Linked DNA regions of Homo sapiens: regions 2 and 3 are each linked to region 1. A link is an interaction called in ENCODE POLR2A ChIA-PET data of the cell type or tissue named here. Cell type or tissue: PC-9. All regions are shown on one strand. Region 1 overlaps LINC02981 (long intergenic non-protein coding RNA 2981). Region 2 overlaps HOXA3 (homeobox A3). Region 3 overlaps HNRNPA2B1 (heterogeneous nuclear ribonucleoprotein A2/B1).

What was found. ChIA-PET counts read pairs that join two places held together with the same protein. Peaks named below come from ENCODE experiments on the same cell type or tissue, not always from the same donor. Only the 100,000 strongest peaks of a DNase experiment are listed, where the experiment ranks them.
Region 2: POLR2A ChIA-PET joins it to region 1 with 5 read pairs; 1 of 35 experiments calls an interaction of 5 or more read pairs at or near these places.
Region 3: POLR2A ChIA-PET joins it to region 1 with 5 read pairs; 2 of 35 experiments call an interaction of 5 or more read pairs at or near these places.

Annotation. Positions count from the first base shown.
Region 1 is chr7:26,451,162-26,453,661 of GRCh38, forward strand. All of the region lies in intron 1 of LINC02981 (long intergenic non-protein coding RNA 2981), which reads left to right. Among named protein-coding and RNA genes, the nearest start is that of SNX10-AS1, 53 kb to the left of the region's middle. In PC-9, no CTCF peak of the experiment used is centred here; a DNase peak (open chromatin) is centred at 1,100.
Region 2 is chr7:27,113,968-27,116,467 of GRCh38, forward strand. The region is part of intron 4 of HOXA3 (homeobox A3); the gene reads right to left. Among named protein-coding and RNA genes, the nearest start is that of HOXA-AS2, 6.7 kb to the right of the region's middle. RefSeq lists a silencer at 1,549-1,764. In PC-9, a CTCF peak has its summit at 406; DNase peaks (open chromatin) are centred at 274, 664 and 1,344; H3K4me3 peaks cover 2,373 bases; H3K27ac peaks cover 2,380 bases.
Region 3 is chr7:26,194,031-26,196,530 of GRCh38, forward strand. HNRNPA2B1 (heterogeneous nuclear ribonucleoprotein A2/B1) reads right to left here. Exons shown (of 11, transcript NM_002137.4): 6 at 2,371-2,451; 7 at 1,817-1,879. Among named protein-coding and RNA genes, the nearest start is that of HNRNPA2B1, 5.5 kb to the right of the region's middle. In PC-9, no CTCF peak of the experiment used is centred here; no DNase peak of the experiment used is centred here; H3K4me3 peaks cover 190 bases; H3K27ac peaks cover 2,252 bases.

The DNA of each region.
Region 1 (2,500 bases):
ATTGACATCTGCACGTATTTGTAAATCCAAGACTGCATTTTAAAAGATGTAGACAATCTAGATGTATTTGCCTACCATTCTGTTACAAGTAAATCTATATATATTTTTTCTTTTTTTAATTATTTAATTAATTTTTTTTCTTATACTTTAAGTTCTAGGGTACATGTGCACAACGTGCAGGTTTGTTACATAGGTATACATGTGCCATGTTGGTTTGCTGCACCCATCAACTCGTCATTTACATTAGGTATTTCTCCTAATGCTATTCCTCCCCCCACCCCCATCCCATAACAGGCCCCAGCGTGTGATGTGTGATGTATATTATTTTTATTGTGATGTATATTATTTTTCACGTTAAGATAAACAAAACCAGAAAATGTGTTTCTACTTTTTGTATTTCTGCTTTTTGTATCCCATATCCTGGAGAGAAACGAACTTTCGCATCGCAGCTACCTGCATTTTCAAGTCAAGTAAACAAACTTGGAATCCAAAAGTGTAAGCAGCACCTCTGCTGGAGATAAGAAGTGGCTTAGACATAAACCCCATCACTACCCCTCCCACAACCTGCTTCCTACCTCATCTTTCTTCCAGCAAAGCTGGTTTGAAGGCTCTGGACTTTTGATCATGGCCTCGGGCCGCTGTCCTGGATGGCTGGTCTCAGAAGACCCTCTGAAAACCCAAAGAAGCTTTGGCTACCAGGGGATTCATTTCTCATCTTAAAATTATTCTTTAGAGACAAGATTTAAACCTTCACTTTCTAGGCCTTAGAGTTCCCTTCTCAGAATAACAGGTGGATTACACCGATGGCTGCATTCTCCCCACAGCGGCCACAGGATATTTAAAAATGTAAATCATGTCCCATAACCTGCCTTCCCATTGCACTTCAGATATCCAGGTTCCTCATCCAGGCCTTCGAGGGCCTTTGGGATCCTGCTGTGCTCCCTTTACATGCCTGGCTTGAAGCTCCTCCCCTGCCAGCCTTGCTCTTCCCCTCCCAACCTCGCTCTGCTCCAGCCCCGCTCTCTGGTCTGGCCTCATACATGCCCAACTTTCAGCCTCCAGGGACTTTGTGCATCAGGTATTTCTGTCTAGTGCATTCTTTTTTTTTTCTGTTTGTTTGTTTGTTTTGGCATGCATCCATGCATTCCTCCCCTTTAGGTCTCAGCTTAACCCTCACCTGACCACCTGGTCTACACTTGTTCCCCACAAACCCTTCTGTATTGTCTCACTCCATATCAGTCTTTGTTACAGCACCATTTTCATTCTCTCCTGGGCCTTTACATTTGGTCATGACTTCTTTACCTATCTCTGTGCTTCCCCACCTGACTATAAACTCCATGGGAGCAGGTACTTCAGTCATCTGGGCCTTGCAGGAGGCCCTGCTCTAAGCTGGTATTGCTGGCTTTGCTAGATGCCCAGCTAGGCCACACGTCCCAGCTTCCCTTGCGGCTGTGCTGCTGAGTGCTAAGACATCACCTGAAGAGTGGGAGAGGAAGTGATGTGTTTAGCTTCTGCCTCATTTGCTCGGAATGCATTCCCCAGCCCTAGATGTGTACCCACCTTTCCCTCCTGAGGACAGGAGCGTGGCGGTGCCCATGATCAGCCTGACTGTGCAGACAAGGACACACTCTGGAGGGTGGCAGAGCAACTGGATGGACAGACATGGGCCTAAATGGCCACATGTGGCAGAGCTTCACCCAGCCCAGACCATTTGCCTTGAAATGTTCCATGAGTGCAGAATAAACCTGCATGTCTTTAAGCCACTATACTTGGTCTCTTTGTTATGTGGCTTAACTTTCAGCCAGACGGTTGAATCAATAGTTATTGAATGAATGACTGAATCATCGGAGGCTCGCCAATTTTACCTGGTGCCTTCACTACCATAGGGTTAAGAGGGGAGGTGGTCATCACTGGGAATCATTTACTGAGCACCTGCCACGTACTGGAAAACATTCACCAGGAACTTTTCTGTGCTGGTTGGGTGTCTTCAACTTTTCCCATCTGAAAGCTCCCTGTGGCCTGAAGTGATGTCTCACTGCACTGTTGATGGATTTTTCTCTGCCATCCCAAAGAAACCAAACTTGAAAGGATGTCACGAAGCATGCAGCATGTAAGTCACACTCTTCATGTGAAGATTCTAAGTTGTTCTGTTATGAAAGATCTTGTGTGAAACAGAAATGCCATCTTATAGACTGTGGCAGTTTGTGACCCACATCATAGCAGAGAGTTCTGCCCACTTAATAGTGCTATACTTACTTCCAAAGTTAGTATCTGTGACATTTCATACCTGAACTTCTAATGTTAGATAAATTTTTCTGAAACTCTTGGTCCACAATGATGGGTGGTTTTGTTTGTTTATTAAACTTTTGGGGAGTATATTAGCTGGGAGTAATGATTTTTCTAAGAATTGCCAGTTATGGCTTTAATTTTGGGGAAAAATATTTCCTCCTTTACAATGAACTTTTTGACTTAGGTTCTGGTATATTTTTCGGCTCTACTA
Region 2 (2,500 bases), 660 kb after region 1:
TGCCTGGGCTAGTGGCACCGACTTGGGTATGTTTCTTATGAATATTACACGCGGAGCAGCGTCTGGTCCGGGGGTGCGGTGGGGGGTGTTGGGGCGGGCGGGAGGGGAGACCAAGGCGGCTGGGGAAGCGCGGGCTGGTGTGGGGGATGGGGCTGAGGCGAGGGGAGGGACCGGAGGGAGAAGGGGAGCTCGGCGGTGGCGGGAGGAGGGCAGCCTCCCCCCACCCCCCAACGCCCTCCCTCTCCTGCTCCCAGGCGTCACGAAAGTCCAGGAAAATTATGCTAATGAGGACAAACGGCTCTCACAAAGGGGCTCTCTTGCTGGGCTCTATTTCTTAGGAATTCGTTTGAGAAACTTCGTATTCCTCTGCCCTGGACACTTCCAATTGTGGGGTGAGGGGAAAGAGAACCAAGAAAAGTGAGTTTCCCAGACTTTGCCCAGTTTACTTCACCTGCAACTCCCAAACAGATCTTTGGGTGGGGGTGTGGGGAGCTGGGATAAGGCTTTTCTCTAGAGACCCTCAAGAGCCAACTGGGCTCTCTTTGGTTAAATTTTCAGGCAGAAACTGCTGACATCCTAGCAGCCAGGAGAAAAATGTCCTGGGAGAGACAGGTACTTGTTCCAGCAGTGAAATGGGATGCTCTGGGCTCAGGTACAAACAAGGGTGTTTAGAAACGCGGATCTCCAGGGCTCATGTGCCCATTTCAGAGTGCAGACACGCAGCTCACCCACAGGGAAGACAGAGAAAGCTCTGACCCCAAGAGAAACCGACATCATACACACACACACACACACACACACGCAGGGCAGAGGAATATGTGGTTTCTCAAACGGATTCCTAAAACATACATATATATATAATATATATTATATATATAATATATATTATATATATAATATATATTATATATATGTATATACATATTTTCCTCATTAGTGGGATGGAGTAACGCTGAGCTGGGCAAAAGAAAGGTCCGAATTTGCCTGGTAATATTGCCACAACTTGAAAGTGGATGATTTTCCTCCTAAAGCCTCCTTTGCTCCCAGCTTCAGAAGCAAACTCTGCAAGGGTACGAGTGTGGCAAAAAGAGAAATGGAGATTTCTCTCTTTTGCTGCAATCCCAAGGCGTCAACGGCGGGTCCTTCTCAAAGGAAGGTGTTAAAAATATAAGTAGTATGTTTAAACTGTCAAGGAGCCAAAGTGTCACCTTAGAGCAAAAACAAAGCCAGGGGAAAAGGGAGAAATCAAAAAGCACTCCGGGCCAGGGTGGCCTCATGCATACCAATGGTTTTTGTCATTTATGGCTGGGCAAGATTTATGACTCGGCGCCCCAAAGCTGTAAACAGAGCACAAAACAGCAAACACTTGCTCCTTATGGCATATTGCAGAGCAACTTGAAAGGGGGAGCTGGCCGCGTAGGAGGTGAGAGCCAGCCGCAAAAATCCGTTCGGCGGCATTTTCTCTTCAAACCCGCCCGGTCGGATGTGGCATTTGAAGAAAGAAGGCGTGGGTCAATAATCAACCCGCACTTTCTCCTCCAAACTGCTGACGCGACTCTCACCGCCTTCTCAGCTAAGCCAGCTGCCGGGAAGGCCAGCTCTCCGTAAGAACCTGCCAGGGGAAGGGATTCTCTGGGCCAAGGGGACCGAGGGCTCCCGAGCAAGGGCTGGGGCGCCCTGAAAGCATACCTTTCCACTGGCGCCAAGACCCTGCCGGGCAAAACGCGGGGACCAGACCTGAGGAGCCGTGGGAGCCCAGGGAGATCTGGGGCGGGAGCTTCGTTCCGGCCAGGGCCTCTATCCGCCCCGATACGTGGCTCCTGGGCCGCGGGCCTCAGCGGGCAGAAGTGGGGCTCCGACCTCAAGATGAAGGTCCAGCGTCCTGGCATGCAGATGGTCGGTGCCCCAGCCTCAAGCCGCTCTGCTTAAATCCAAAGGACTGGCTTTGGAGCAAGCGTAGGCGAGATTATTTTAAAATAATAATTTATGCTGGCGGAAGGTTTTTATTTGTTGGTTTGCTATTGGTGTTTTGTTTTTTAAGCGAAAATGCCGATTGTTGATTTCCACCTCCAGAAATTACCAGCCGCCGCCGCTGCGCCCTTTCTAGACAAATCCCACAGCAGTTCACCCGGCTCCCCCAAAACCGCAGAGCTTTTCTTTACTGAGAGGACCCCTTGGTTCCACCAATTCCCCCAAATCCCCGTGGCTCCCGATCTCTCATCCAGGGGGACTAGAAGAAAAGATTTTCTCAGCACTAGAAGAATACTTGGAGCAGCAAAGGTGCCCGTGGTGTCTTTCTACCATTCAAGGGGTGTCCTCCTGAAGGCGTCTGAGAGGGCCTCTGGCGGTTCCAAGGCTGTGCAGCCGGGGAGGAAGGTGAGGAATATCGTGGGTAAGAAGAGGCACCAAAATCACAGAATAGAGAGGAAAATTATTGAGGAAATGTACTTGCCTGTGAGGGTGAAGCTGGCATTTCGAGGTAGAAGGGGACTAGCCTTTT
Region 3 (2,500 bases), 260 kb before region 1:
AAGAGCACTTCCTCCTACTGGCCCAAAAGATAAAGTTTCTATTATGTCTCTCTACGAATTACATATCTTAAAACAATGTTCTCGGTTGGGCACAGTGGCTCATGCCTGTAATCCCAGCACTTTGGGAAGGCCGAGGCGGACGGATCACGAGGTCAAGAGATTGAGACCACCCTGGCTAACACGGTGAAACCCCATCTCTACTAAAAATACAAAACATTAGCCGGACATGGTGGCAGCAACCTGTAGTACTAGCTACTCTGGAGGCTGAGGCAGGAGAATGGCGTGAACCCGGGAGGCAGAGGTTGCAGTGAGCTGAGATCACACCACTGCACTCCAGCCTGGGCGACAGAGAGAGACTCCCTCTCAAAAAACGAAACAATGTTCTTGGCTGGGCGCAGCAGCTCACACCTGTAATCCCAGCAGTACGGGAAGTTGAGGCGGGTGGATTGCTTGAGCCCAGGAATTCAAGACCAGCCAGGGCAACACAGCAAAACCCCCACACCTCTACAAAAAAACACAAAATTAGCCGGTCATGGTGGCACACCCCGTAGTTCCAGCTACCCAGGAGGCTGAGGTGGGAGGATGGCTTGAGACTAAGATTGCAGTAAGCCAAGATCACACCACTGCACTCCAGTCTGAGCAACAAAGCCAGACCCCATTTCAAAGAAAAAAAACAGACCCAACACTCCACACAGTATGTTCTTTACTGTAAATAGAAGTGCGGACATAAACAAAAATTTACACTTTCACATACTGCAAAACAAAAATAAAAAAAAAAAAAAGGCTGGGCATGGTTGCTCACGCCTGTAACCCCAGCGTTTTTGGGAGGCCAAGGTGGGCAGTTCACGAGGTCAGGAGTTCAAGACCAGCCTGACCAACATGGGGAAACCCCGTCTCTACTAAAAATACTAAAATTAGCTGGGCGTGGTGGTGCACGCCGGTAATCCCAGCTACTCAGGAGGCTGAGGCAGGAGAATCACTTGGACCGGGAAGGCAGAGATTGCAGTGAGCAGAGACGCGCCACTACACTCCAGCCTGGGTGACAGAGCAAGGCTCCGTCTCAAAAAAAAAAAAAAAAAAGAAACCATATTAAAAAAAAAAAAAAAGCTTGTGGGCTGAGTCTCTAACTTGTAGTTAAATACAAGAACTCAGCTTCCTCTAAAATTTTAATTATAAAAAGTAGAACAGTGAGATACACTATTTAGTCATGCCTATTGAGTGGCAACACCAGAAATCAAGTCTATTACCAGCTCAGTTTTAAATGTCCCTTGTTACAAAATCTGTCAGTGTGTATCAGCCTTTTCTGTACGCCAATGATATATCACACTTCATGTTTAATGGTAGTTCACAACCTTATCTGCAGCCAGGAGCACACTAAACATTTTGGAACATTTCCGTAGGTTACGCTTTTTGAAAGTTATCCTGGGATGCTTCCCATCTAGTTACGGGTTTAGACATATTTCATATTTTTTCCTACATATACCACCCCCTTAGGTTTTACTCTGTTAAATCCAGTATTCTGTACTTTTCCAGAGAAGCACGTACAAAGATATATCTAGATCCAATCATTTTGCTTGAGAAAAGATGAGATACTCTGATGGTTATCTTTACATTTTCATTTAAAATGGCACTCTATTCCTTAGGCTATAACAGCTAAGATGGCAAAACTACTTAGAAATAACTGGACCACTATCACCCAAGCCATTTATAGACACTAATATAAAATGTTTAAAAACTCAAAATATAAATGAAGTAAATATACGATATAGTTAAGTATTAGTCACATAAACAAACCAAAACGTAGAGGAAAACTGACCTCCAGGTCCTCCTCCATACCCATTATAGCCATCCCCAAATCCACGTCCACTGCCATATCCATCTGTTAGGGGCCAAAAAAAGATTACGTTTACTATAAACTGTTCAGCATTATTGCTAATATTCATTTTCAGTTCTCTTACTACCTCAGCACAATAATTAAGAACCGCAGAAAAGGACACACCAGTGCTACCAGTTTACCCACAAAACATGAAAGCATATAATTAAATCTACCGCCTAAATTTTGGACTCTTAACAAGTCTCAATCTTAGAGATTCCATCCTATTTATACGTAAGAATGACACTTGATGGGGGTCAAAGCTTTTCGGATGACACTTCATGTTACATTATTAATCCAGATAAATACAACTGTTATTAATACAACTCTATTAACTTCTTGTCTGGCCAAATCACAAGAGCTTGCCAGGATACAATCTATTTGAAGTCTTAGGAAAATTGACTTAGGTTGGATTTCTTGATTCTACTAATGAAAACCTAATCATATTTAAAATAAAAGCACACTCATCCTTTAAACACGTAGAACTTGAAACTCACCAGATCCTCCTCTAAAGTTACTTCCTGGTCCTGGTCCGAAATTTCCACCGCCACCACGTGAATCCCCAAAGCCAAAGTTGCCTACAATAAATGCCCCAGTTAGAAGCAAGCCCTTATATATGAACAAAAA